Regions from separate parts of the Homo sapiens genome. Here regions 1, 2, 3, 4, 5 and 6 are each linked to region 7. Evidence: chromatin loops called from intact Hi-C (ENCODE). Cell type or tissue: dorsolateral prefrontal cortex. All regions are shown on one strand. Region 1 holds the start of LINC01877 (long intergenic non-protein coding RNA 1877). Region 2 overlaps TYW5 (tRNA-yW synthesizing protein 5). Region 3 has its middle 52 kb from the start of FTCDNL1. Region 4 has its middle 110 kb from the start of FTCDNL1. Region 5 has its middle 4.0 kb from the start of SATB2-AS1. Region 6 overlaps TYW5 (tRNA-yW synthesizing protein 5). Region 7 holds the start of FTCDNL1 (formiminotransferase cyclodeaminase N-terminal like).

The links. Peaks named below come from ENCODE experiments on the same cell type or tissue, not always from the same donor. Only the 100,000 strongest peaks of a DNase experiment are listed, where the experiment ranks them.
Region 1: it touches region 7 in a loop (3-fold over the local background); 7 of 110 quality-filtered maps call a loop at or near these places.
Region 2: it touches region 7 in a loop (10-fold over the local background); 20 of 110 quality-filtered maps call a loop at or near these places.
Region 3: a loop joins it to region 7, with 4 times the contacts of the local background. A loop is called at or near these places in 8 of 110 quality-filtered maps.
Region 4: it touches region 7 in a loop (3-fold over the local background); 15 of 110 quality-filtered maps call a loop at or near these places.
Region 5: a loop joins it to region 7, with 4 times the contacts of the local background. A loop is called at or near these places in 8 of 110 quality-filtered maps.
Region 6: a loop joins it to region 7, with 4 times the contacts of the local background. A loop is called at or near these places in 21 of 110 quality-filtered maps.

Annotation. Positions count from the first base shown.
Region 1 is chr2:199,604,579-199,608,578 of GRCh38, forward strand. It overlaps LINC01877 (long intergenic non-protein coding RNA 1877), which reads left to right and starts at 3,490. Exons shown (of 7, transcript NR_110270.1): 1 at 3,490-3,549. In dorsolateral prefrontal cortex, a CTCF peak has its summit at 1,955 (motif pointing left); no DNase peak of the experiment used is centred here; H3K4me3 peaks cover 1,211 bases; H3K27ac peaks cover 1,141 bases.
Region 2 is chr2:199,930,867-199,934,866 of GRCh38, forward strand. TYW5 (tRNA-yW synthesizing protein 5) reads right to left here. Exons shown (of 8, transcript NM_001039693.3): 8 at 1-2,457. The coding sequence ends at 2,201. Among named protein-coding and RNA genes, the nearest start is that of C2orf69, 22 kb to the left of the region's middle. In dorsolateral prefrontal cortex, no CTCF peak of the experiment used is centred here; a DNase peak (open chromatin) is centred at 1,805; H3K4me3 peaks cover 1,404 bases; H3K27ac peaks cover 4,000 bases.
Region 3 is chr2:199,796,976-199,800,975 of GRCh38, forward strand. It overlaps a transcript of FTCDNL1 not described here. Among named protein-coding and RNA genes, the nearest start is that of FTCDNL1, 52 kb to the right of the region's middle. In dorsolateral prefrontal cortex, a CTCF peak has its summit at 2,063; DNase peaks (open chromatin) are centred at 2,116 and 2,426; H3K4me3 peaks cover 782 bases; H3K27ac peaks cover 2,494 bases.
Region 4 is chr2:199,737,866-199,741,865 of GRCh38, forward strand. It overlaps a transcript of FTCDNL1 not described here. Among named protein-coding and RNA genes, the nearest start is that of FTCDNL1, 110 kb to the right of the region's middle. In dorsolateral prefrontal cortex, CTCF peaks have their summits at 2,154 (motif pointing left) and 2,365; a DNase peak (open chromatin) is centred at 2,116; H3K4me3 peaks cover 973 bases.
Region 5 is chr2:199,462,080-199,466,079 of GRCh38, forward strand. It overlaps a transcript of SATB2 not described here. Among named protein-coding and RNA genes, the nearest start is that of SATB2-AS1, 4.0 kb to the right of the region's middle. RefSeq lists an enhancer at 236-1,001. In dorsolateral prefrontal cortex, CTCF peaks have their summits at 1,528 (motif pointing left) and 1,727; DNase peaks (open chromatin) are centred at 69, 1,062, 1,502, 2,137 and 1 weaker place; H3K4me3 peaks cover 3,246 bases; H3K27ac peaks cover 4,000 bases; H3K27me3 peaks cover 4,000 bases.
Region 6 is chr2:199,938,384-199,942,383 of GRCh38, forward strand. TYW5 (tRNA-yW synthesizing protein 5) reads right to left here. Exons shown (of 8, transcript NM_001039693.3): 4 at 1,706-1,750; 5 at 550-687. Among named protein-coding and RNA genes, the nearest start is that of TYW5, 15 kb to the right of the region's middle. In dorsolateral prefrontal cortex, a CTCF peak has its summit at 2,284 (motif pointing left); no DNase peak of the experiment used is centred here.
Region 7 is chr2:199,849,093-199,853,092 of GRCh38, forward strand. It overlaps FTCDNL1 (formiminotransferase cyclodeaminase N-terminal like), which reads right to left and starts at 2,100. Exons shown (of 5, transcript NM_001363886.2): 1 at 1,648-2,100. RefSeq lists a silencer at 1,881-2,160 and an enhancer at 1,992-2,566. In dorsolateral prefrontal cortex, CTCF peaks have their summits at 2,338 (motif pointing right) and 2,546; DNase peaks (open chromatin) are centred at 1,719 and 2,159; H3K4me3 peaks cover 1,967 bases; H3K27ac peaks cover 3,475 bases.

The DNA.
Region 1 (4,000 bases), 240 kb before region 7:
AACTTGGTGTAATTAGAGACCTCCTCTGACTCCCCTCAAACTCCTCACTCTCACCCATCCCCACCCACCCCTCCTCACCCTCTAGACGCCAAGTGCATTGCCTGCCTCAGTGCAACTGACAAATACATGCATTGAACCAAAATTCCTGCAAACTCAGCTGACAAGAAGACTGTGAAAATATAAATCTCTATTTTACATATTTTTATTGGTAGTAATAATAGAAACAATGTTTATATTTTTAAAAAATCCAAACCCATGGGATAAAAGTAACAAGTCTACAGCTACCCAATGAAACACACACACACACACTTGAAACTTCTGTGTTCTAAAAATGTAACAGATTCAAATCAGACTTATGACACCAAGTTCCATGGAACAAACTAGTCCCCACAGTAAAATTAGAAAACCTGAACAAGAAAATCAACATTAAAGACATAATCATAAATGTTTACTTTAGGAAGGACAATGAAGTAATCATACAAATAAGAGATTTTAAAAATGGAAAAGTCCTTAATGGAAGTTTCATTTACTTTATTTAAATCCAAGTGAATTTCATTTTAATTCATTTCAATTATTTATTAGTTTATTACATTATGGGAAACTGAGGCACAGGGAATTCAGCAACTTGCTGGAAGCCCATAGCTGGCTGGTTAATTAATGGCAGGTCAAAGATTAGAATTTAATTGTACATCTGTGAATTCTGCCTTTGCTGCCTTTCTCCAGCAGCACTGATTAGAATAGTAATCATTTATGACAATTTTATAGGATGGAAATCGAGGCAAATACAGGTAAAAATCACTAAGCAAATTGATAGCAGAAGGAGTGAGAGGAGTCTGAAGGGCTAAACTGTTCCACAAAAAACAATATTTCTTATTTTTAGAAGTGATTTTCTTAAACCATTTAAATTCTCAGAACATTATGGGTAGACCGAAAATATGCAGATAAACATATTAAAATATTTTAAAACTATTTCCTCCTTTACTTACTTTCCAAGACCTGCACTCAGATCTGTGCTTCCCTTGAAAGAATTCCAGAGCTTTCTCTTCCAGTCTGTAGGACTAGGCCTCCAACAGGGCCCTGGGATTACAAATTGAAGACTCAACAGAGAGCATAAGAATCCAGGATCTGAAGGCGCTCAGTGGAACACCTTGACGCTCAACTTAAAGTCTTCGAGATTTGGCCTCAGAAAGAAAAAGAAGCAAGTCCAGATGCCTTCAGGACCATACTTTCTCCAAAAACACGCTAAGTTTATTAATTTTCAGGGCTGTTAATTTGACACTTGCTTTCTTAGAGTTTACCTAAAAATAGAGTGTGGGGGGAGGGGCAGGAAGAGGGGCAGGAAGACAAAACCGAAAACTAAAATGTTAAGGATTTTGACTCGGATGGCAAAAATCATGTCATTTATAACATTTCAGTCAACGGTCTTACTGCATGCCACATCTTCATAGAAATCCTATTATCAAAGCCACCAGACACTATATTTGCTTCCTAATTATAGACCCTGAGCTAACAGTTGCTTTTTCTTCCCTATAATAACAACAACACTTTGTATTTATCTAGCGCCTTTCTTCCAACAAGCTCAAAATGCTTTGCAGACATTAACTCATGAATCCCGGCTTCTGGTGAATGGGATCGGTGGTGCCTTTTAGTCTCTATGTTTTGTAGTTGGAGAAAACAAGCAACTGAGCAAGCAGCCAAAGACACAGAGAGGAACATGTTGAGGAGTTCAGCTCTAGGGCCTTGGAGTTGATAACAAAATGCTTCCTCTGTGTTTGCTTCTACTTAGCCTCCTCTGGACTTAAACAAAGGAGAATTCTTGGGTCTGATGAAGGTTCCATTTTGGACATTTTTCTCTCTACCTTTGCTTCCTCATCAGGATTTGCAAACATCTTTGCACAGTTGTTTAACTACTAATTCTAATCCTGAGCTTAGCCATAAGGATTTTAATCACATCCATGATCCTTTCCCCACAAGCACCCCCTTGTGGGTGCTTAGGGCGCCAAAACAATGAAACAAAAGACAGGCCTTCACCAAGGAGGTTAGGGGTTGCCTTTTAGACAAATTTAGTTGGTGGCTTGGGATTTTTATACCTTACACTGTTATTGAAAGTTTCCAAATGGATTTTCTCGGTGGTCTCCTTTAAAATTAAACTAAAAATAAAATATAGGACTGTAAAATCTTGGCGTTAGAAAAATCTTGGAGGCCGTCTAGAATTCCTTCTCCGATACTGCTGACATACCATCATTCAGCTGTTGCCTGAACATTTCCAGTTCTCAAGAAATTCAAACAATAGCCCATGTATTTGTTTAATAACTCTCATTGATAGAAATGTCTTCATTATATAAAACTGAAGTCATCTGCCTTTCTAATGCCATTTCATTCATGCTAGTTCTGCCCTCAGAAGAACTCAGCTAATATCAAACACTTCCACAGTCACTTTGCAAAAATTTAAGGAAACTAATATTCCCTTTAAGTTTTCTCTTCTCTAAGGTAAATACTCTCAGTTTTTAATGGTTCTTCACATGAATATTTTCCAGAACCTCCCTCCTCCTACATGCCATTCTCTGATTGAGCTTCAGCTGTCAGTGTCCCTGAAACCTAGTTTTGTTCTGGCCAGCACAAATGATTGTGGAACCATATTCTCCATTATCTCGTCCTTTGTTTAGAAATGTAACTTAGGGTTTCATAAAATTTTGCTAGCCAGAACACACTTCTGGCCACTATTCAGTTGTAATACAACAAAACCCCTGGGTATTTTTCATCCTAACTGAGTGTAAGGTAGGTGCTATGGTTTGATTATTTCCAACCAAAACTCATGTTGAAACTTAATCCCCGATGTGGCAATATTGAGAGGTGGGACCTTTAAGTGATTGGATCATGAGGGCTCTGTGCTCATGAATGGATTAATCCATTCATGGGTTGATGGATTAATGGGTTAATGGATTAATGGTTTATCATGGAAGTAGGGTTGCTGGCTTTCTAAGAAAGGAAGAGACCTGAGCAAGCATCTTAGCACACTCGGCCCCCTTGCCATGTGATACACCTCAGGACTCTGTACAGAGCCCCCGCTAGCAAGAAGGTTTTCACCAGATGGGCCCCCTCAACCTTGGATTTCCCAGCCTCCAGAACTGTAAGAAATACATTTTGTTTCTTATAAATTACTCAGTTTCAGCTGTTCCATTACAAGCAATTAAAAAGACTAAGACAGCAGGCCTCCTTCATTTTATTCTTGCACAGTTAAGTTTTGAATCATTGGTCCCCATTAAAATAGTTTCATTAGTTTCAGATATAGCATATTGAAATCTTTCTAAATTTGTATTTTCTATTAATTTTATTTTGCCATGATACCCTCTGCATATTTGAATCCTGAATAATTTGAAAAGCCTTTTTCCGTGTTTTCAGTTGTTCACTAATTTACAAAAGATCCACTATGTATCTGGTGTTTTTCTAGGAAAGAGGAATACAAAAATGAATAAGATCTTTGTCTTCAAAGCATTCGCCATCTAGAGAGACACAGAGATGAGGAGCCCAAGAGATGAAACTGGAGAGGTAGGTGGGATCAGCTGGTTTGACTGCCGTTACTTACCCCATTAAGGAGATTAAACTAGGGGACTTTCAAGCAAGGGGAATAACCTGATCAGCTGTTTATGTTAGCAGAACATCTCCAGCAGCAGCTGGGATGATGAAGCATCTTCTCTTGGCAAAGAAGAACACCAAAATCAGAGAGGCCAGTTAGGAGGCTACTGCAATATTTCAGGTAAGAGTTAATAAGGACTGAAGTACAGCAAGGACAATAGGAGTGAAGAGGAGACAGAATTCAGAATTTTTCAGAGGTGGAATAAGTAAGACTATATGACCAATTAAATATAAAGAGCGAATAAGTATGAGCTGAGAGGAGTGAAAAAAAACAAACAAAAATTATATAAAGAGTAAGGAAGAGAACAGGGTACTCTGGGGATTTCATCTTCGATAAATGGTGTTAGTCATAGAGGGTAGAAAA
Region 2 (4,000 bases), 82 kb after region 7:
CTTCTAAGATCTCTTTCAATAAAAAAGTTCTAAGATTCAGAATTCCTGAGAAGTTGCAGCTAACATACACTGTATAAGATTTTATACATTAAAAACAAACATCTCATTTGGTCTTAACCCAGTAGGAAGAAAAGATTAAAATATTTTGTATTTGAAATAAACAGACCCTAATATTAATTATGACCAGGGAAATAATTTTAAAACATCCCAAAGGAAAGTTCTCTAACTTTTAAAATATTATAAATTAATACTGCAACAGGAGCTACCTCAAATCTCTCAACAAAGATGGAATATAATTAAATAGAAGAACTAGCACCAGTTATCAACTATGTGCCTGCCCTTGAACTCTCTGCATTTTTGTAGTTCTGTTTTAAAGATGAGGAAAATAAGCTTCATAGATAAATGTTATTTTGTCTAAGGTCATCCAGTTTGCTTCTCCATTAAACAATCAATTAAGATGACTATTCAGTGCACAAACTGTAATCTGTTTTATTAATACTTCCAAGTTTTCTACATGACTCTGGATTTATACTTTGTATCAATTCTCTTGCTGGTTAAGAAAAAAAACAAGATTTATTAAAAACTGACCATAAATAATGTGTAAACTAAGGAGAGTTTTGTCTTTTTCCTTACTGAAGGACAAGGAATCAGTAAAGAAGTTCTTTGCTTTGCTTAATGAAGATCAAAACCTGGTAATTAAATTTGGCTAATATAATCATTCCTTTTCTGACAAGACTTTTTTCACCTTTATTCACCTGAGTAACTTACCTGTTTCCAAAGACACCTAGGAAATTCAGAATGTTATATATGCTTTTCCTTATTTACTATAATTTATAGGACATGAGTGGATGGATTCTCTTCAATAGAGAAAATGATTTTCTCTAATTAAAATGCACCAAATTGATGTACTAAGAGATTGCTTTAGATGAACACATTTATGTTCAGTGAAGATTATGTGGTCTTCAATGACACTGCAATATAATTACTAGGTACAAAACAAAAGCAGAGATCCACACACAATGGCTCACTGTCTTCGATGACAACACTTTTAGGATCTCATTTATTCATTCTTTAAGTAATTTTTCTTTTAAAAAAGGGATAGGTGGAAAAAATAGTTGGGAAATCTTTAACTAGGCTAAGGTTTAGACATAGGTATAAATTATTTATTTTGTAACATTCAAAAACCAAAAACCACCCTGACATACTGGGTGGCAAGAAAAGTCAAGATCAGATTAAACATTTGTTTTGCACTAATCACAAAACTAATAATCCAAGTCACTATCATCAACTCCAGTTGATCTCAGCTCTGATTATGCATCAGAACACCCTGTGAGGTCTATTAAGTTCCTATACCAAATCCCAAACACTCTTGAATCAGTCTACAAAGTTGGGACCTAGGTATCTGTACATTTTTTAAAGTTCCTCAAAAAATTCTGCTTCTAGGCAAATGTAATAGATATTGTGCGTTGCTCATGTTTTTCCTATCAGAACCATGATTTTAAAAAAACTATCCTTTCTGTCCCCATATATCCCTCATGTGGCCTCCACTTCTACTCTCAGCTCCAGTGGACCTGACTGCCCTAAAGGTTATTCTAGACCCTTTGCCAGTGACTGGCTCAGGGATGGACAGGTCTAAGTTACTTTAGAGCAATGAGACCTAAGGATATGGAAAGTGAATTCTGGGAAAGCTTTCTCATACTAGGACAGGGCCCCTAGAATCCAGCCTGACTCTTCCGCTGCATGTAAATGAAGATGCACAAGGCTCCAACTGCTACTGGCAATCATCCCATGACCACGAGGGTAGCCAGCCTTAGGATGATGCCAATGTTGTGGTTGAAAAGGGGGTGGGGTGTGGAGGCGGGTTCCCAAGGTTCTTGATGACATTACTGAATCATTGGATCAGAAACACTGCAGCACATTCTGTCAATAGATTTCATGTATTGTGAATCAATATATTTTCTTACTGTTTTTAAGTCATTTTAAGTTGGACTTTTAGTGGTCAGCATCTGAATGTTAAAGAGTGGTCCCAGCACAGCATTCTTTAATTATAACAATCTGTATCAAGTAGAATCCACACAAACACCCCTTCGTACTTACATAATCTGTAAATCTGATGTATCTTTCCTATTTTAACAAAATCTTTAATTTATATCGTTATACCTTACTAAAGTGTTAATGTGCATTGCATTCACTTCATTATTTACTCAGAGTTCTTGCTGTAGGCTTTGTCTTGAATGTGTAGGACCATTCGTCGTGCATAGAAGTCCCTATATTCCTCTGGTAACTCGGCCAGTGTTTTCAAGGCTCTGTCCAGAATTTGTGCAGCTCTTGATGCTGCTGTAGGATCTTTGTTTCCATAGGTATCTGTTTTATCATAGCATTCAGATGGAAGGTGCTTCCAAAAGATATTCACTCCCACTCCAAACTCTTCAGAAATTACATTATGGAACCATAAAGCTGGAGAAAGTTTAAAAAACAAGTTAAAAATAAAACCTACAGTTAAAAAAAAACCCAAAATGTCAGTGAAATATCACGAATTGCATATAGCCAATGTAAGAAATAATTCTTGTAACCAGATCCCTTCGTTAGCACACTCCAGGCTTTTAACAGAATCATTTTAACTTTTATGAATTGCCAACAAATTTAAAGTGTCAATAGCACAACCCTTACTTTTAAAACCTTTAGAAATAGCAATTTTTCCTTTAAACTTGAAAGACATAATAAAGATATATTTGTTTTGCAGTTCTCTAATCTAGGGCTGTGTTTTGTGTTACTTGTTTATACTTCCTGAGTCATACAACCACATCAAAGTGTTTATTTTTTGGTACACAGAACATTTCAATTACTTGAGGAGTATCTTTGACCTTTTCTGATTCATTATAATACTTTTGTCCCTAAAGACTTCCTGTTCAAGCTGCGATTTGGTTTTCTAACTTGCTTAAATTCGTATTCATTATAGCCTCCTCGTTTTATATTTTGAATGCAATTATAATCATCTTATATTTCTTTCAGCTCCTTTATAAATAGTATACAAAACTACAGCAAATATTTTGGTGGTGGAAATGATGAGTAAACTTTATTATATACCTAATTAATTTTTTTCCTTTTATTGGGAAATTTACTTTATTTTCAATTGAATCTAAACATTTTCAGAATATAGGTGCTAGAGGAATACTAAAGCAATACCACAATATAACAAAGATGGAACACTAATCACAGGAAAAACCCTTTTAATCCTGTGAAAGGGAGATTTAAATTTTAGAAACTTATTCTAAGAGTGTTTAAGGAAAAACAAAAGCTTAACATTTTGATTTGGAAAACTAATTTTCAAACATGGTTTTAATCTTAACTACACTTTCTTTCAGAATCTTTTTTTTCCCTTATTCAATATAATAGGAAGAAAATGCTAACCATTCAGCTGAATTTAAACCCAAAGACAGGAATTTTGCTTTTGTTTAAAAATATATGCAAATGTTCAGTATTTTTTTTTTTCTTAAAACAATTGTATGAAGAATAAGGGAAAACTACATAGATCTTAATCATGCTCCCAAGATACAAAAACCAAAAGTGTAAATTTAAAAGATGGCAATAGATTTGAAGACTAATACGTTCGTTGCTTTCAATGAAAATAAGAATAAAAAGTCAACTTTTTATAAATTATCAATTATATGAAAGCCATTATATCATATCTGGCCCTTTTGGGGAAGACAAAGATGAACAAAACATAGTTGTCTTCAAGGAATTTATAATCTAGTCCCAAAAGAAGTCATCAAATATGGATCTTTATTAATATTTACTTATTTTTATCAGTGAAAAGTATTAATGATTCTTAATAGATTAATTTAAATATGGAACTACAACTATAAATAGAATTTGTTAATATATCCCTTTAATTTTAATTATGATTTTTATAATCTTCAAGAGTTCACTTTTAAGTATTAATTACAGATGTTAATTACCTTGCTGTGTTGAACTTTATGGACTTTCAAACTAATGCCTA
Region 3 (4,000 bases), 52 kb before region 7:
CTCAAGGAACTGACCACTAGATAACCCAGAAAAAAAGTAAAACATAAAAGAATCCCCTTTTATATGATCAAATAGTAGAAACACCACCATAATTACAGCAATAGAGCATTATTGACATGTAGTATGGATGCTTATAAGCGATAGCAATCATTTCTAATGAGAAATACAGTATAATATTGAATAGTTATAAAGATACACTTTCAATTTCATTTTCAATCTATGTTCATTAGCAACAGTGGAGGCTAAATCTTATTTAAGTAGAAATGAATTTCAATATGCAGAATGAATGAATCCATTTATGCAGCAGGTGAAATTCCACGAGATAAACATATATTTATTCTAAGTAAGCAGAAAGCTACATATTACACTGTCTGGGTAGAAATACCTGAAATTTCATGCGTTTGAGTGTCTTAATTCTTTTTTTATTTACAACAAAGTCACACACCCAAAATGCTATTTTAAAATCAAAGAAATCTGTTCTGAATCTCATTTTACTATTTAATAGAGCAGCTGAAAAATGACTTAAAGATGTGGCCATATGGTGTGAAAATCCAGAATCAAGGAAAGAATGAGATACTGTAAACATGTAAAAAGCAATAAAAGGAGGCAACTCTAAGCTCAGTTAATGAAAAGCTGATGATGGAGACTGTCTTTTATTGATTACATTTGAGGACACTGACTCACTGGTGTTTTCCAAAACATAAATTCTGCATTTCAAGTGTTTGAGAGATTCAGCTAAGTCTCTTTCCCTCAGCCTGGAATTGTTTGCACAGAAAGACTCCATAGAATAAATTACTGAACCTTCCAGCACAGCTCAATTAACTGAATGAAGCCGGGAGAGAAAAGCTCCAATCTGGTAGCCACAGAACAGAACCTGGCATCGTTTTTGCTTAAAGAGTTTACAAGTAGATCATGGGGCATTTAAAAGACAGCCTGAATTTAAGAGTAAAGACAACAGGAAGAGGCATGAGGAGCTCCAACTCACACTTTTTCCCACTGGCGTTTCTGCAGGAAGTAAGTCAGGTGTTTGCATTCTCGAGTCATTTGATGTCTGTCTTTATGAGGAATTGTGATGTCTCTACCCTCTTTCCCCAGCCTCACACATAAGTTGAGCCAGACTTTCTGTTCCCTAGAAGTTCAGAACAGCTTTTTCCTTTAACTGTCCCTTATAAATGTAACTCAACTTGATGCAACAGAACCTGAAGTCACTTGATAAATGATTAAACCAACTATACCTAGAGAGTTATCTAGTTCTGACTCAACACCAGGGCTTGGAATTCAGCTATTGGTACATTAATTTATTTAGCAAAGGTTTTCTGAGACCAGGTATTGGAATTACCAAGTGGAATAAAACAGCCCTGTTCTCAAAGATCTCAGTCTAGTGAGAAAAACACCCTGGCAAACAAAAGTTATAATAAATGAGTTAAATACCCCAGCCAAAGTGCATAAAGTTTTCAGAAGGAGCTTCCAAATTGGGAAAGTGCTACAGGTTCTGTGGAGGTACAGTTCACCTACGTCCTCAGAGCAATTTTAGATTTCACTTCATGGGACACATGAGGATGAGCTCAAGGCATCTGAGACATTTCCCTCACTTCCTTGAAAGAGTAGCATGACCCTTCTTCTCATCCATCCCTTCCTCTTCATTCCACCACGTGAGCGGCACAGAGAGATCAGAAGGGCCCTGAGGTTGACTTTCAGAACAAGAAAGTTAGACTCTCTCTCCCCTTGGTTCTCCCAAACCACTTGGTGACAAGACAACAATGAGCAGGAATCATGCTAACAATCTTATGGATTGCTTACACGTCAACTACTGACTGTTGCCCTCAACCATACATGATCCCACAGCCAAATAAGTCAATAGCTGTGGAAGTCGGGAAAACCACAATGTAAATGCTGAAAGCCCCACATTGTACCAATGGCGTTTTCTTACAAATAGATGACATCCTCATCAGTAGCAAGTGTTGAAAACACAAGGAATGCCTGAAGAATGGGAGGGGGGTGAGTCTGTGAGGAAATCTTGTGGAAAGAAGAGAGATATTTGTAACAGCTGAAAGGAAATCCTGACACACCAGCCTCCAAAATCACTAGGCCGCCTTTCAGCCCAGGGTTCCCTCCTGCCTGGGGAATTTGGCCCCTTTCCAATGGCAGTGCCCTCATGTGCTACGCTGAAAATAAAACAAAGGATGCCATTCATCATATTTTTCAACAACTGGTTTCTTTTCTTAGTTTGAAAGAAAAACTTGGCAATCGTAAAGCTGAGTTTTTTATTTTTATATATTTTCTTCTTCGTGTCAAAATAAACTGGAAAAGAAAAAAAATAGCCCAATGGTAAGAAAAGGAAAATACACAAAATCCTTCAGAGCTTAGTTGGCCACACACTGCCACTCGACTGACACCAAACCGTGGAATGCATCTCTCTCAAGTTCTCCCAGCCCAAAGAGCCGGCTGCCTTCTGCTTCTGTAGATGTGGCTACTTAGAGAAATTCAAATAGGCTCCCAGTGTTAACTATGCTGCATATTTACTTTAATCAAAGTGACATTTCCCAGATGGTGTCATCCAGAAAACCTCATCCGAAGTGAAGAGTACAAGAGAATTTAGCAGCTCATTCCAGGGAAAATTGAACACAGGTGCTCTCCCATTTTAAGATGACTCAGTTTACAAAAATATAAAACTATGTAACAGATACCCTTTTGGCATGAATATCCCAGCCCCATAGATATCTGGTACCTGAAATTGGTACCAGGCAATCCATATGAAGGTGTGAATGTATAAATGATAACATCTCTACATTATCAGCTGCACAACCCTAATACTCTTGGGTGTTAATTCTGAGCCTGAATGTTTTGCCATTCCCAGACCCTTCCTTTGCTGAGCAGAAGGAAAGGTGAGAAAGAAAGTGCTTGAGGCAAGAAGCTGCTCTAAGGTGCCTCTGAAAATTAGTAGATCTAAATGCATTATTCACTGAATACCCAGAGTTTCCATGCTGTAGGTAAAACAGACAGCTTCCTCCATGGAGGTTACAGGATAATCACTTTTAATCACAGTATAATAAAACACTGTGATTATATAATAATCACAGTATAATCACTTTAGTAATTAGTTAATTGTGATGTGAGCTAGGAAAGAAAGGACAGGCATAACGGAGCATGTAACCTACCCTGGTGATCTTAGGAGACTTTTCTGAGGAAATGACATTGTCACTCTAGGAACTGGAGAGCAAAGGGTAAAAGAATAGACTTCAGAAAGGACAAACCTATACAGAAACCTGGTCCTGAAACTTACAAGATATATGACCTCAAGGAAGTTACTTAACTTCTCTGAGCCTCCGTTTCTGTACCTGTAGAGTGGGAATAATATTGCTCTCAGAGGGCTGTTGTGAGAATTAAATAAAGTAATAGATGTGCCAAATGCTTGGCATGTACTCAGCACACGGCCAGGTCCAGGTCCTGTGAAGCTGGAAGCTTACACCATTTTGAGTACCATCATTAAAAAATAACCCAAAAATAGGTTTGTAAGTGAATTTAGAATGAGAAAATAAATTACAACAAACTATACATTTTTTAACTACAATTATTGTGAATTCCAGAAAAATAACATATACTTATTATCTGTATAGTGCTATACATGTTTTCCACATTTTTATGGCTACTCTTTTGTCACCTATGCAAATGATAGTAATCTGTCATTTTATATGAACAGAATATAAAATAACTCATTCCTTTATTTAGAATGGTTGACAGAAATGTGTTTTTAATCATTAATGTTTGGGATACAACTTTCCCAACAGGCAAATTCCCATGGGACATACTTGTTCTTGATAGCTATATCACAGATTTGTTCCTCTAGAAACAGAAATTCTGATCAATTCTGTTTCCTATGATTATCACAAAAAATGAAATAATCTGGTGTCCTTATAATTGTATATACTACATCAACATATACATAAGTGCAGCTACAGCTTCTGTATTGGATGGACATTATTAAAAACCACATCCTTTG
Region 4 (4,000 bases), 110 kb before region 7:
AAATTCCACAATTAGGAGCGTTTCAGTTAGAAGATATTTGTATGATACTTGAACCTGAGACATAAGGTTCCCTGTTTCTTCCTGTCTGTTGGGGAAGCTGCCTCAATGACCACAGCTGCCTCACGGCACAGGCTCACGGAGCCTCTCCATTAACTGCTTCACTGGGTTCTCACAGGTTGGGGGAGTTGATAAGAAACGGGATTCTCAGTCATTTCCCTCACCTGCAATTCCATAGATGTCTGCTCATTATTCAAAAACATATTTTGAATCATTTTAAGAGCCTAAAAGTTTCTCGATACCATACACTGAAAGAAAGATTTGGGTTTCTCTCCCCCATCCCAGCCTTCTCTAGTTCATGGCTCATTCAGAAGCTCTTGACGTGGTCTCTCTATTGTTTTTCTACAGCATGAGATAAAAACTACTGTTTTAGTTGTTTGATTTTTACTGTGTGATTAGTCTAGGCATGATAGACAGGAAAGCACGTAAAGCATTATTTTATTTGAAAGCCAGAAGCACATCATGTTTATTAATAAAGAGCCTGGTTTACATAGATTTTATTATTATTGAGCATAAAATGGTTTATATTACAAGCAAGGGTGAAATTACTAACTAATTAGCCTGTGAAGATCACGTTTAATGGAATATATAAATCTAGGGCATTGCTTTTTTTTTCCCCCTTGCAAACCTTAAGGGTCTTTTTCATTAAACATGTACATATGCAGTCTTCATGCTGAAACAGAGGATTGTGATACACAATTCAAGGTCAAATGATTCACTTTGTGTTTCCCAAAGTCCAAAATCTCAGTGCTTTAAATTCCTTAACTCTTAAGAAAGCTCGTTTCAATACACAGCTGCTTTGGTGTGAATGCTGAATTCAACTATCAATGATGGTAAAGAGAAAAGCAAATAATGATGGAGTGAAGCAAAGGTGAAGACTGTAAGGGCTAAATTTCCTCCTCTCTCTCTGTATCCCTCTCTCAGTACTATAGCTTAAGACCCACTTAACTCTTCCAAAGGAACTTTGTTTCTATTAACTCAGAGGATTGCACAACCTTTGTAAACACACCATTCTCATGTATTTCAGTTAAATTTCGTAATAGCACCATAAAATGTGACAGGCGTTGCAATAAATTCTCAGTCACAGGAAGCCCAAATTGTATGGGGAAATTACTAGAAACCATGTCTCAGAAGGAAGGAAGAAATGCAAAATTCTTCAAGAACCTGGAAAAATAATGTTAAATGTTTCCTTAAAGTGTATGTCTCTCATTGAAATAAAATGAAGACTGTGTTTTAAGTAAGATTTCAAAGTTTGAAGCAGTGTGGCTATTTTAATCACCCGACTTCACTCACATTCTTGAATGCTGGTTCCTGCCTCAAGGCCACTGGAGAGGAGATAGCCCTTCCTCTTTCCCTACCCTCTACCACTTCGGAATCGGGGTGCTCTTATCAACAGGGGGCTAAAACTGCAAGGATGCACACAAATGTGTGCTGCGAATTTTTTATTTTCAGAAGGAGCTTTACGGGTAAAACTTAGAGTATATTGGGCTTATCATCTATTCATTGGTTAAAAGTTGACTTGCAACATAGTGTGATTCTAGTTTTTACATTCAAAATCCAAGTCACCACACTGTGGACAACACACTTCTGTTTTGGGAAGCTAGAGTATGCTTATGTGAAAGAACAGAGGCCTCCATACAGGAGTTTGGCTAATTGGGAGAAAGTTGTTTCATTCCTCCCTTGCTTATTCGAACAGCCTCAGGGTGACTACAACAATCAAAACCAAACCAAAACAAAAAACCCAGTTTAGCAGCTATGATAATACTAGAGTGATTTTCAGTTACTCTGTGACCATCCCAACACCCCGAAATGCTTAAAACATTATTCACAATGAAAATAACGCTGCATGCTGCCATAAAGTCCCCGTCATTCCGTTTTATGGAAGTGCTTTTGTTTAATGTCAGAACTCAGAGCAAATCTAGACTTACCAGTCCATAAGATTTGCATTCAGGAGACGTTGTGTGTAGAAGAACTTCAGTATGGGCTCTGGAGGGCCTAGGATCCTGGGACACGGTGGGGTTTGCGAACTCTGGGAGCCGGGCCTGCCAGGCTCACGTCATTTAAAGATGAACACTGCCCCCTGCTGGCGAGAGTACGCATTGCCGCCAGAAGAACTTCGAGGGTGGAAAACAACCACTGTTTAAAGGGGAAATTAATTTCAATTACCGCACCTTTTTTCACTTCTTAGCTGTCAGTTCAGAAGAATTATAACTGCAAAGAATCACTATTGCATGGAAAAACAACTCGGTTCATTTTATGACTGTTAGTCATCTTTATGAGCTACCATCACTGGCAAAGAGCCACCTAAATGAAAGGACAAGAGAAACAAAGGCAGCCACGGTGGTGCCGGAAACTTTTGAGATGGAGCAGGGCCTGGAGAAGAGAAAACTCTGCAGGTGTTAATAGTTCAGAGTCTGACGTAGCCAGTTGCACCACCAAAAGGTAGAGTGGGAACTCAAGCCAAGCTGTAGTTCTGAGAGCTCTCCAGAGCCTCTGAATCGCCTTATTTTCTGCCCCATTCCCTCTTGCCCCCTAATCTGAGCATCATGGGAGCTGCCCGGAGGAGTGGAGCACAGGGCTGGAGCCCCATTCTAAGGACGTGTTAGAACACCATAAGGACATTCCATAGGTGCCCTCCCTTCCCCAGCTTCGTGGGGTGAGCTGTGATCAAGGTGATCTCCAAGAGCAAGGCTGCAGGGGAGAAAGGCCCATCCAATGGATTCATTAGAAACAAAGAGTTGCCTGCTCTGGCAACCTCAAAGGCAATTGTCATTGAATCTCCTGTAGCCTCTTTGAGTTAGGAAAACTCGGAGGGAGGTTGTTGAGGGGAGTCTGGAAACGCAACTCACATTCACACGAAAGGGAGGTGGCAGTCCTGGGGAGAGCTAACAGGTAGCAACTCTCGATTTGAAAATTTGGATTACACAAATTGAGCACATGCCCCTTTTCATGCTGTTAGAAGACAGGGCTAGGATCTACTTTCATGAAATGGTTCGGCAAATGTTATAGAGGGTCCACTGTGTGCCAGCTTCCTGCAGTGTCTCACAAGTCTTCATTCAGGCAGTCCTTCACAGATCACAAAGAACGGTCATGCCACTCTATCAACACAACTCCCTGAGGCAGGAATTATGACCTCCCCTCTATATGTTAAAAAATTTGCAATTAGAAAGATTAAATAACTTGCTTATGTTCGTGCAGTTAATAAGTAGAAGACAGCCTGTGTTCATCCTGCCTTGGGTATTTTAGAGTTGGCATTAGCAGGAGGATCGCTTGAGGCCAGGAGTTCGACGCTGCCGTGAGCTATGATCGCTCCACTGCACGCTAGCCCGGGCGATAGAGTGAGACCCTGTCTCTCAAATAAAACAAAACAAAAGAAAAAACAAAACTCAAAGTCTCCATATCAACCTATGAAAATACAAATGCAAAACTGGGTAACCAAAGAAGTCTATTAAATATGTACCTAATTAATTGATGAACTCCTTGTAGGAAGTAGCACTGGCCCACAAAGCACCACCATGCTTTTTAAATAAGAACTAATTCAACATTTTATTTTTTAATTAGCAGTCCCTTTCGATTAGGTGACATATTTATATTACTCATTTCAGAATAATTATTATACTTACGGAACAAATAATATATTCCTTCAAAAACACCTCCCCCTCATTAACATTCTCTAGCTCATCTCCACTTTGCTTCCAGAATTGTCTTTGTAATCCTAAATAAAATATTTTCAAATGTTACTTCCCTCCTCAAAATTCTTTATTGTCCTCTGGAACTAGATGTTAACAAGCGCACTATAAGAAGTATTTCAAAACCAAATCAAAGGTTTTAAGAAAGCTTCATTTTATATCTTCCTCTTGACATATTAATGCTCTGAAAATCCTACAGTAAAAAAAAAATTAACTTTTTTGTACTAAACATTTCTCAAATATATTGGACCACA
Region 5 (4,000 bases), 390 kb before region 7:
GTTCGGTCACCCAGGCAGAGAGACCCTGCCTTTTAAAGAGCCCTGGAAAGTTGCGCCGCGTTTTCCCTCAACCCTGGAACACGCAGGGAAAACTATGGGAATCGCCCGCGTCAAAAGCTTTCGACGGCTTCTAGGAACCCAAGCGGGCCTGCCTCTTCCCCTGGAGCTTGCCCTCCTGGGGGCGGGAGGAGGGCGGGAGGGAATCATTTCTTTCAAATGAAGCCCACGCCAGCTCTGAAGCCAATTTCCGCCGCGGACTGTCCGTGGAGAGTTGGCGACCAACACTTTCTCGGACGGCATAACCGCGAGGGGCTTAGACTGGAAATCAGATGCGCCAAGAGGACAAGAGCCAGGGGCCAGAATACCCCAGTGGGGGACGCGCCTTGGAGGACGGTTCGCCCAGGGTGGGCTTCAGCCCTTTCCCAGAGTGCTCCGGGCGTCTGGGGACTGACCGGAGCGCAGGGCGGGGGACACTTACTTCGTTATCCGCACGCCTTCCTCGTTGGCATCAGAGCCGGACAAATCCCAACCCGCGCCAGGCAAAGATAAATGACTCCTGGCTCCCCCGGCAGCTCAGGGGGTCTGGGCGGGGGCGGAGAGGGAAGGAAGCCGTCGGCCGCCGGAGGTAGAGACTGTGGAGGTCCTCCTCCCGGCCCCAAGCGAATGAGCCCCTGCGGCCCGAGCAGAGAGATACGCCTCAGAGGGACGACTGATGGGGAAGGATGGTGGGCAACGAGTCTGCGCTAGGCGGTGAGCCTAGCACCCCAGAGGCCCGAGGGTCTGGGGCTAGTGGGGCCGACCGTTCAGGAGCCGGGTGGGCGGGAAGGGAATTGCCAAGGTCGGCCCAGGAGCTGCCTCAGGCGAGGACGGGGAGCTTTCTGCACTGGGCTTCCCGGGGTAGGAGATGGGCGTCGGGTGTGGGCACTGCCTGCCCTGGGGGAAGAAAGCGAGGAGATAGGTTTCAGAGCTGGGGGAGTCGTTGGTGGGAGATCTGGTGTCCCTTCGGCGGCCGCGGGCCGGGGGACCGGGGAAGACGGAGGGTCCTGCGGCCTGGAGCACCACCCTACCACACCAGGCAACGCCCCCCGGGGCGCCCTTCATTCTTTTGCAGAGCCCAGAACTTAATAGGTGGGTCCCCTTCTGCAACCACGCTGCGAGAGAATGACTGCCCTGCTAATCTAGTTTACTTGTAGAAATCGACTGTAAACCGGGACAACAAGGCAAGGGTGGGGGAAGAAAAGGAAGCGCCGAAGGAGCCGCCGCTGCGTCCCCGCCCCCAGCTCGGAGCTGCCGGGGTTGGGGCCCCGGGTGGCGCTCCCGACCCGCCGCGTTTTCCTTAGGGAAACACCGAGTGAGGCAGAGGATCTCAGGCCCAAGGTGGCTGCGAAGAGCCCCGAGGCCTCGGCTTGGCGTCAATGTCCCGCCACCCTCGAGCCCGGGTCACTGCCCGGGTCCCGGCCCGGAGCCCCAGCGTCCTCTCCCGACAGCGCCACCGCGTGGGCTGAGGCCGAAACCTTCGGCGCCGGCTCTGCCGGTCGCGTCCCGGAGCCAACCCTTCCGCGTCGCCTGCAGTCCACGGGTTAAGGATGTGGCGGGGGATGGGCAGGTCCCTGGCCCAGGGTACCACCGGGCCACTCAACACAAAAACGCCCTGGCGCGTGCAAAATACGAACGCCCACAGTTTGTCCCAACCCCTTGAAATGAAAAGTACACCTGGAAAGCCCAAGATAGCACCCGGTCCGCACCCCAAATTTCAGGCAGGCCAGCAGGCGTCCAGAAATCCGCTCCCACCCCTCGTAGGGGCAGGCAAGCTCAGGCAGCCGGGTGCAAGGGGGCCCAAACCGCAGTTGCCTCCCGAACGCTTTGAGGCTATGGGCCCACGCCGGTCTTGAACCAAGCGGAGAGGGCGAAAAAGCCCGCTGCGGGACCCACGGTCCCAGACACCTACTGGAGCCAGGGACGAGGGGGGCAGTGTATCCGGCGGCCCAAACTCGTAAGGAGTGGGGGCCAACTTAGAGGGCTTCCCGAGCTGGCGCCTCGCCTGTTTTCTCGGTATCACGAATCCCCTCGGACACCGTTTCAGTCCGTCAAGACCTTGGCCTCCGGGAAAGGCCCAAGTGACTGTGACGGCGGCGACTCGGGCTCAGTTCTCCCCCACCCCGTGGTGCCTTCCCTCCCCGCCCTACAGCCAAGCCCAGAGGAACAGGGCATCGCCTCGCGCGGTCCCGGAGCCACATCCGGACTTGGGAACCCCGTGTCGGGCTTAGAGGACTTCACTGGGCGGGTTGGGGTTTATTTTCAATAAATTCAGCTGTTCACATACACCCCCACCACCATTTCCACGCGCGCGCGCGCACACACACACACACACACACAGAGGGACTTGTCAACTATTGAGACAGCGACCCAGAAAGGTGTAAATTCACCTGGTGCCCACCCAATTGCAAAGCTCCCAGACCCACACAAAACACTAGCGAGCCCTGGAGGTCTGAGACGCCCCGCGCCCGACTCACGGCGCGAACACCAGCGCTCCGGCCGGGTCGCAGGGGCCGGTGCCCAGCGGGCCGGGGTCTGGCGAGCCAGGCAGCGGGCCGGCTGAGCTCCTGCGCCCCGCGGTCGCGTGGCCTACTCGCCTACTCCCTTATTATTGGCTGGGACCTGTTCCTTTCCAAAGTGTGATGCCCGGTGTCCTACCCTAGGCCACGCGGAGCTCTCTCCCGGCGTGTCGGGCCCTGCGCCCCTGCCCAGTGGCTCACCTCGGCTCGCTGCGCCCGCCTTCGCCCCAAGTGCCCAGGACGGAGCGAGGGGCTGTGGGTCGGCGCAGGGACGCTGGCTGCTCACCTCCAGGAGCCGACAGAAGGTGCCTTCGGCGTCACGCGTCCAACCCTGGGGCTGATTTAAATAACTAATAAGCTCAGAGAAATTTTACGAGGGGAACTTTTCCTTTTAGTATCAATAAAGCCTAGTAATTGGGTTTGTTGGTTACCTAAGCTCGAGTTCGACTTTCTCAGTCTCTCTCTCTCTCTCTCTTTCTCATTCAGAGGCAACGTTTTCAAAAACCGGCAATTGCGTGTGCGTTTGGGGTGTGCAAGTGTGAGTGTAGATGTGTGAAAGTTATTTGTTTCAGCAGTCCTTGTCTCGAGAGCAATCATCATTGTAGCTTTGAGTGAAGAGTTTTCAAAGGTGAACTGTTGTTATTTCTGTCAACAGAAAACTGTTGACAACCATTCAAGTCTCACAATACAAGTATAATATAAGGGAGGGTGGAATATCTAAAGACTGTCCCGTTGGATATGACAGAAAGACATCTGCAGTGTTTCCCTAATAGTTTGCATTTTAATTAACTTTCATTACATTCTGACTTCCACTCAATATCCGTTGTTTTCAGTAAAGACTTCTATATGATAAAACGTTGTAATTTTTGTTCTGGTTTTCCAATCTTCTTGAAAACCAGTTCTTAATTGTAAGGAATTTTTCCACCTGGGAACCATGCCGTAATTTAAAAATATAAAAGACCTTTCATGAACAATAACTGCAAATAACCCATTTGTTAGTGTCTGCGGAGTTGCTGGCACCTATACAAAGTCTCTGAAATATAAAGGCAATCTAAGAATGTTTCTCTCCAACCATAGTGATATATACTTTTTTCGTTTTTGTTGTGTGGAAGTTAAAAACACTTTTAAAGTTACTTTTTAGAAAAGTGTTGTGCTAAAATTTACCTGAACTTAAATTCCTTATCAATGTTAGCCTAACGAAATGAAGAGTATTTCTGAATCAGATTATTGTTAGAGTCATATGCTAAATAGTAAAGGAAAAGAAATGGGAATTAAAGTTTGCAAACCAAGACCAGGGAAAAGTCGGCTCCAGAAGTTACCAGGAACCCACCCAAACCTGTGCACTCATATCTCCTGTATTTACATATTATAGACAACTTTTCCTTTCCACTTTTAGCTAGAAAAGTGGTGGGCTCCCCTTAGTTCGTCTCGTTTTATGCTGTAAG
Region 6 (4,000 bases), 89 kb after region 7:
ACATTTTTGCTGCCCTACAAATACAGCAGATATTTGACATTCTCAAGGCATATATATCCTAAGATCTTCAGATATCCCCAAATTCTTACAATTGGTAATGACTCAACAAGCTTCAGCCTTTTTCCTGAATAACATAACTTTGCATGACCCAGAGAGTTATGGATCTCTGGGTAGCCAGAGTCATGTGTATCATTTATACCTCCTTATACTAAAGGCTTATCACTTTTTCCAATACAATTTCCCCCATTATCTGGTGGCCATTTTTCACATGGAAAAAAAAATCACTTCACAAAACTTGGTATATATATGATGATGAATCAAGAATAGGACCACAGGGAAATACAAATGTGAGGAACCAACTAGGCTTTGCCATTAGCAAAATAATTCATTCCTGTATCACTGCTATGCACAGCACCTATTTTCAAAAGTCATGTTTCAGCAAATTACACAGATGTTTAGGGTAACCTATAGGAAGTTGAAACTGTGACTGTTAAATCTATAATGCTAAAGATCTATTGTAGCTTTAAATTTCTCATTTATGTAGCATACATCATAATGAGTCCATAGTTGTAATCCTGGTGAACTAATTCGAAAAACACTGGAAAAGAACTGTTCCTCTTTGAAGAATTCTGGAAACTTAATATCTCCTTTCAACAAAGGAAACTGCTTTCTGATATCTGCAACATCCTGCATTTACAGAAACATAAAAAGAAAAAATTAGATTAGACCCTATGATATTAAGGAAGACTGGGGCAAAACTTTGTTCACTGCTTTAAAATACTATGATGTGACCATGTGCCAATACATGATCTCTCTCTCTCTATCTTTCTCTCTCTCTCTCCCCCAAGTAGCTGAGATTATAGGCACCTCCCACCACGCCCAGCTAATTTTTGTATTTTTAGTGGAGACGGGATTCCCCATGTTGGCCAGGCTGGTCTTGAACTCCTGACCTCAGGTGATCCACCCACCTCAGCCTCCCAAAGTGCTGGGATTACAGGCATGGGGCCACCTTGCCTGGCCGATACATGATCTTTCAAATGAAGAAATACCAGGCTGTGTAACAAGACTGCAGATTTTATAGTATCACTACTGTTAAGCTCAATATGCTTCATTAATAGAAAGGTTCTTTCTACTTTAAGCAAATTACACAAATGTCATCCACTCTAATATTCAGGAGTCAACACCTTGAACTAACATTACTAGCTATCACCTACATAAAACCTGTGAATTCTACTGAGGGAGGGGACTAAAAGAGAGGGTAAACAACTAAATGGTGACATAAATGGAAAAAATAATCTTATTTGATCATTTTAGGGACTACTCTTTAATATCACAGCCATACTAATTTGACTCTGAATACATGTCAAAACTTATACAATGAACTATTCAGGATTCTAATAATTATTTCAAATTAATATTTTGTTAACTGAGTTGCCACCTATAAAATATACAGTAGAAGAGATTTCTTATTGTATAGGGATTAGATGACTATAAACACTAAGATTCTACAGGCCTACCTGAATACAAAGTAATCACTTTTTAATCATCTTACTTCTTATTCAGGGGCACAAATCACTGAGAGAAGAATGGAAAAGGATAGAACAGGGAATATGTCAGGCAGTAAGTATAAAATTACAGTGTTGCCAGTTAACATACATACATCCATTTAGATTTTAGGGAATTGTTTTACATTTAGAATTCTTACCTTTCTAGGGTCTTCTCCAAGTGACCGTAAGTAGTATTTCTCATCCTTAAACACCCCAGAGAAAAATAACATCAGCAATATTTTACTTTTTCAAATGTAAAAATACTAGGATTTGTATAGCTATCATGTATTCATAATAATTAAAAGTAAAAAAAAGAATTATGTACTGAGAACTACGGAAAAAAATAAAACACCTTCACTTCAAAAATATTAGGAAGTAAAGTTAGGAAACAAGTCTTAAAATCTGACCCAGTTAAGTAGTTTTCTAAAAAGTTCAATTATCGCTGGGCGTGGTGGGTCACAACTGTAATCCTAGTACTCTGGGAGGCCAGGGCAGGAAGACTGCTTAAGTCCAAGAGCTCAAGACCAGCCTGGGCAACAGAGTGAGACACCATCTACAAAAAATTAGCTGGGCATGGTGGTACGTGCCTGTAGTCCCAGCTACTTGGGAGGCTGAGGCTGCAGTGAGCTATGATTGTGACACTACACTCCAGCTTGGGTGACAGAGCAAGACCTTTTCAAAAAAGAAAAAAAAAAAAAAAGTTCAGTTCTCTTACCCTTTCTACTAATGCTCTCTGGTGGCCATATGAAGAAATGTCTTTAATATGTTGCTCATGATAGTGACTGGATCCATAAAACAATAAGTAAAATAAATTCTAAAGGCAACATATACATACCATCTCTAAAGCTACAATGATTTAGTCTTTATGTTCCAAATTATTTAGACTCTTATTTTAATAGTGTCTTAATACTTAGTAAATATAAATGTACAGTAACAGATAAATACCTTATGCTTTTAATAATATATTTTTTTAAACTTGAGAACACTGCATTTTATCAAGCTAAGCCTATCCCTGTCTATAAATTCTCAAGCCAAATGCTTAAGATTCAGCTCATGTATGAATTAGAAAAATATAATTTCATTGTAGTAAACGTAAACTGATCATTTAAAAAAATTATTTAAATTTTTTAAATTAATTAATTGTTTTGAGACAGGGACTCATTCTGTCACCCAGGCTGGAGTGCAGTGATGCGATCACGCCCACTGCAGCCTCAACCTCCTGGTCTCAGGCAATCCTCCTGCCTCAGCCTCCCGAGTAGCTGGGACATTCAGCTAATTATTTTTACTATTTGTAGAGAAGGAGACTCGCTATGTTGTCCAAGTTGGTCTCGAACTCCTGGACTCAAGTGATCCTCCGGTGTTGGCCTCCCAGAGTGCTGGGATTATAAGCATGAGCCACTGTGCGAGGCCAAAAATTATTATTTATCCTTCACCAAGTAACTAGAGAACTGTTTGAATTATAAAACATTCACTGTTAGAGAAGTGAGATATACCAAGTCAAGCACTTGGGCAATCCAAACTCAGAATTCTGCCTCTTTCACCCAACACTGAGAATTATAACATAAACTTCAAAAGATAATAATATTTATCTTAAGACATAAATTGATGATTGAGGTTTTAATTGAACTCTCAGTGCTTTTCTATTTTTAGCTAGCACCACATCACATAGATTCTATAAATTACTGGCTAATAAGTTTCAAAATGTTCTTCGAAAGTCTAAGGGTTTTCTACTAGTTCTAACATTTCAAGATTTAAAAAATAAAATTAATGCACCAGACACAGAAGTGCACTGCTCAGAAATTCCTTCAAGAAAGAACTCACTGCTTCATTGTAAGGAGTGTGATTAGCTTAGAGCTACCAGCTGTTAACTTCTTCAGGTCCACCTCAGGATTGGAATCTAGGTCATGCTCTTCTTGGGGTAGTCACAACCAGTGACTTAAGCTGGTAAAAGACCTAGACATTGCCACCCAATGCAGGACTTTTCTCATAGGCAGTCTGCTCAGGAGTTCCAGGATGAGTTGGCAGAGACTGTCAGATCTGTATCTACATGTCTTCCCCTATCCAATCCTGCTTCCTCCCCTTTCCTTTCACAGTTATTTCTCCTATTTAACAAGACTTTTGCACTCCTTGTTTTTCTTTTCTTTTTTTTTTTTTGAGACGGAGTCTTGCTCTGTAGCCCAGGCTGGAGTGCAGTGGTGCAGTCTCGGCTCACTGCAAGCTCCGCCTCCCGGGTTCACGCCATTCTCCTGCCTCAGCCTCCCAAGTAGCTGGGACTACAGGCGTATGCCACCATGCCTGGCTAATTTTTTTGTATTTTTAGTAGAGGCGGGGTTTCACCGTGTTAGCCAGGATGGTCTCAATCTCCTGACCTCCTGATCCGCCCGCCTCCGCCTCCCAATGTGCTGGGATTACAGGCGTGAGCTACCGCGCCCGGCCAGCCTTTTGCACTCCTA
Region 7 (4,000 bases):
TTCCTAGAAAAATTCTAAAGCATAAAATCTCCAGATTGACTAAAATAAGAAACCATGTGTACATGGTCACATACATATAAACCTTGTAACGACACTGGAAAATACCTGGCAGGGTCCTCAGCGTGAATTTCATCATGTAAGTGAAAGTTTTTCATTAAAGTATGTTATCCCATTTTAAGCATAGTTTTCCTTAGCCTTATCCCTGTTTTCAAGGTCTGTACTATTTTACAAACAGGTATGTTTTTTTTGTTGTTAAACTAGACTTAGTGGGGAAATGCAGAAAAAGAAAATGAGGAAGATTATTTAATATGTGGATTCTTATAAAAGAAATTCTTGCAGCAAAAATGAAAGTGTCTACAGGCCATGCCATGGACATTATACAAATAAATAAGGAAGCCATTTGGATGGTTTACATGACAATTGTCTAAGTTCCTCCTTGTTCCACCAAAGTTTCTAAATCAGTTTAAAGTCTTTTTACAAAATTCTGTAACTTGAAAGATGATACATATTCTGATACATATTATTCAATAATATCAAAAATGTGATTTTTGTTGAAAATTAATTATACAGGTTTTGGAGGTTGCTTTGATACTTTTTAGTACTCTAGAATAGCATTTTTGACACATCTTTCCATACTTCAAATGATATTCATGATCTAAAGGAATTAAAACATCTTAAAATAATAAGAAAATAATTTCCCTCTTCAAGTTCAGGACCTCATAACTTTGGTCTCTTTTAAATACCATAACTAAAAATAGATGAGGCCCTCATGAATTCATTCAACAAATATTTAATGAGGGTCTTTTTCTGACAGGTAATGTTCCCTGTGTGAGGGATACCAACCACTGTTCCCTGTGTGAGGGATACCAACCACAGTGGTCTAACTCTGAGACACGCGTTAAACTTTAGAGTTTAAGCTAAAAGTGCTCTGGTGCAAATAATGGTGCTCTCCCTCAATAAATCCACTGGCTTGTTCGCCAGGATCATTCGTTGGCCTAATCATCTTAACCTAGAGAGAGCTCAGGCTTCGTAGCTAGCTCAGGTTTGCAGGCAGGTTTTCATATCATGTCCATCATCTCATCACTGAAAATTCATAAAAATTCTGTCATTAGGTTTTTCTAGATATTAATAACATTGTTGTAATAAAGCAACCCAGACCTCTCGTTTCTATGTAAACAAAAAATTGCTTTACACAAGGGGTGTGGGCGTCTTCTGGTTTTCATTTGTTTTCAGTGTGTTTATGCAGCTTAATTGTCTCATCAGGCACTTTCCCAACATAATTATGCTTTTTAACAAATGGTGTTTATGGCAACCCCTAACAGTGCAAAAGAAAGGATTAGTTTCATCCTCTCATTCCACATTTTGATTCCCTGTGGACAGCTAAATCACACAAAGATGGTGTTAGAAAAATTCACCTTCACAGCGAAGCTGAAATGAGCGGCAGTACCAGGCTCAGAAAGTGACCCAAACGCAAGCCCCCCAAAACACTCTGTGTTTGGGACAGGGAGATCCTAGTCCTCCCAGCTCATCCTTCAATTACCATTGGATGACCTCTGGTGATAGATTAAACACTCGGCCGTCCCCCGCCCCCGCGCCTCCCCACCCGCGGAGAACCTAGCCTAGCAAGTGCAAAGTGCAGCAGTTCACCTGCCCCCTGCGCACGCACCCCACCGGCACTTGGAGGCCGCAAGGACGCTCGCCAGGCTGCCGCAACGCGTGCTGGGGCCAGAACCCCGCTGCTGGGATTCCCTGCGCGGTGCCGACTAGGTTCCTGGGTGGAGTGTCCCAGGACCACGTGGGCTGAAAGGGAACCCGAAGTGACTCCCGGCCTCCCCACAGGTCTCGCGGGACGCAGCAGCGGCGAGGGCGCGGGGTTGTGGCGCCTGGGAGCGAGGGGCAGCCGGCGGCTGCGCTGCCCCGGCCGAGCTCTCGAACCAGCGGCCGCGCCTGCCGCTCTGCGGTTTGGGAGGGGAGCGGACCTGCGAGCGCCGAAGGGCGGTGGGGCAGGGCGACCGCCCAGCCCAAGTCGCCGCCGCGCGTGGCCCGCGCGCAGCCTCCGCCGCCGCGCGTGGCCCGCGCGCAGCGTCTGCCGCCGGCTCCGCCTCCCGGACGCCCGGAGCGCGCCCCACCCCAGCCGCACACCGACCGGGCTGGCTCTGCCTCTCCCTCCCTGACCCGGCACCACGTGCCTGGCGTCCTTGAACGCTTCAGATTTTTATCAGTGTTGCCTTTTCGTTTGCTCTTCCGTATCGCCAGACCCTCCACAATTCTCTAGTCAATTAATGACTTTAAAGGGGCATTGGCATCTAATGATCAGGTCTTTGCCTATTGATCATGCACCAGCAGGGGGCTCTTCTCTCGTTTCCTTGGAAGGGACACACGCACTCACACACACCCTTCTGGTAAATCCCCTCCTGGAGGATTAGTGCCCCCCGTGACTGTGAACTGGACCCACCCCGGGACAAAAGCAGTCCTTGCGCATACCCATTTAGTCAAAGTTACAACGAATATGAATCAGGCTTCCGCATTTCCTTTTTTTCTAGGCCACTCAACCTTGAAAACACATTTCGCTTCCAAAAAATCAGGACCTGCTTTTTTTTTTTTCGTGTAGCAAGGATTAAATGTCACCATTTTGATCCAATTTTGTTCCTGTAGTGAAATAATCACTAAATAACTACTTTGACGGAATAAATTAATTTTTAAATCTATTTTTTATTTTCTAATTATAATTTTTAAACACAGATTTGAGGAAATTAACATTTATGTGGACATTTGGTTTCTAGCCTAATGTGGCATAAAAATAAGTAACATAATGAGTGTTAAAAAAAATCAGGTTCATGATGCTTCTCACATCATCATCATTGTACTTAGATGTCACAACAGTATTATGTGCGATTATGTCAGATCCAGCCTTCTCCATCTCGGAGTGTTGGCAGGTAGGAGGGTTGTTGGCAAGAGGAGGGGTGTTAACCTCAGGATCCTGGATCCATTCCAAGGCTGGTAATTACATTCTGCCAGCCAAAATTCATCCCATAATTTTAATTGGATAAATCCTTTCTGGCCTAAGCTACTGCTATGCCTGTCAAACTGTTGCCACATTTCACCCCAGAGGTGTCTGTGTTTTAGTTGCAAGAATCAGTCCCTTTGAGGTTGGCTTATCTGTTTAAATCCTCAAAATGCACTGGGATCCTATGGAATTAAATATATATTTAGGTATTTTTTTCTACTAAATCTGCATAGAAGTGCATAAAGTAGATACATACCCATGTTATTACCTAAAGACCAATACCTATCTAATGTCAGCATTCACTAGATAATTTTGAGAGCTTTTTAATCAGACCAATATTCCTAACTTTCTTCATCTTCTCTTTTGAGAGCTTTTTTGGCCTCTAGCTTTAGCTTCCGTTTTCCAAAAAAAGTAATGTGGTGTCCAAATGTTCCTTCCATGGTAGGGCAAAGAACCAGAATCCCCTGTATTTCACCTTTCCAAACAATCGGATAATGATACTACTTGCCAAATGAGACAGCGTAATAACATTACATCTAATCTTATAATATTTCTCCAGAGAAAACAGTGTGACACCTGGGGGCTTCATGGTTCTAGCTGTAGAAACTGCCAGAAGGAAAGCTTTTCCCCCCACAGCTCCTAATCCTCTCTTTCTCCCGAGAGACTGTTCCTTACGGAGCTACAGGCTATGGGGGCATTAAGTAAGATAACATTTCTGAAAGCATCCCTTTCTCCACTCTACTCACTTCAAACCCAAATGGAGAGAAAGCAGGGCCCCAGTGTTCTTTGTGGGGGGCAGCATCCGGCCCCTGCCTGAGGAGGGTAAGCATGTATTTTTGGAAAATACAAGGAGACACATACCAACCTGTCCCATGAGAAGTTTAGCGATACGATTGAAAGTATTATTTTGTTCTCTTCAAGAATGGAAAGTTACCATCGGTTACTTTAGGTGTACCGCATGTACTCCTGCCCATTTCACTACATAAAAGAGCT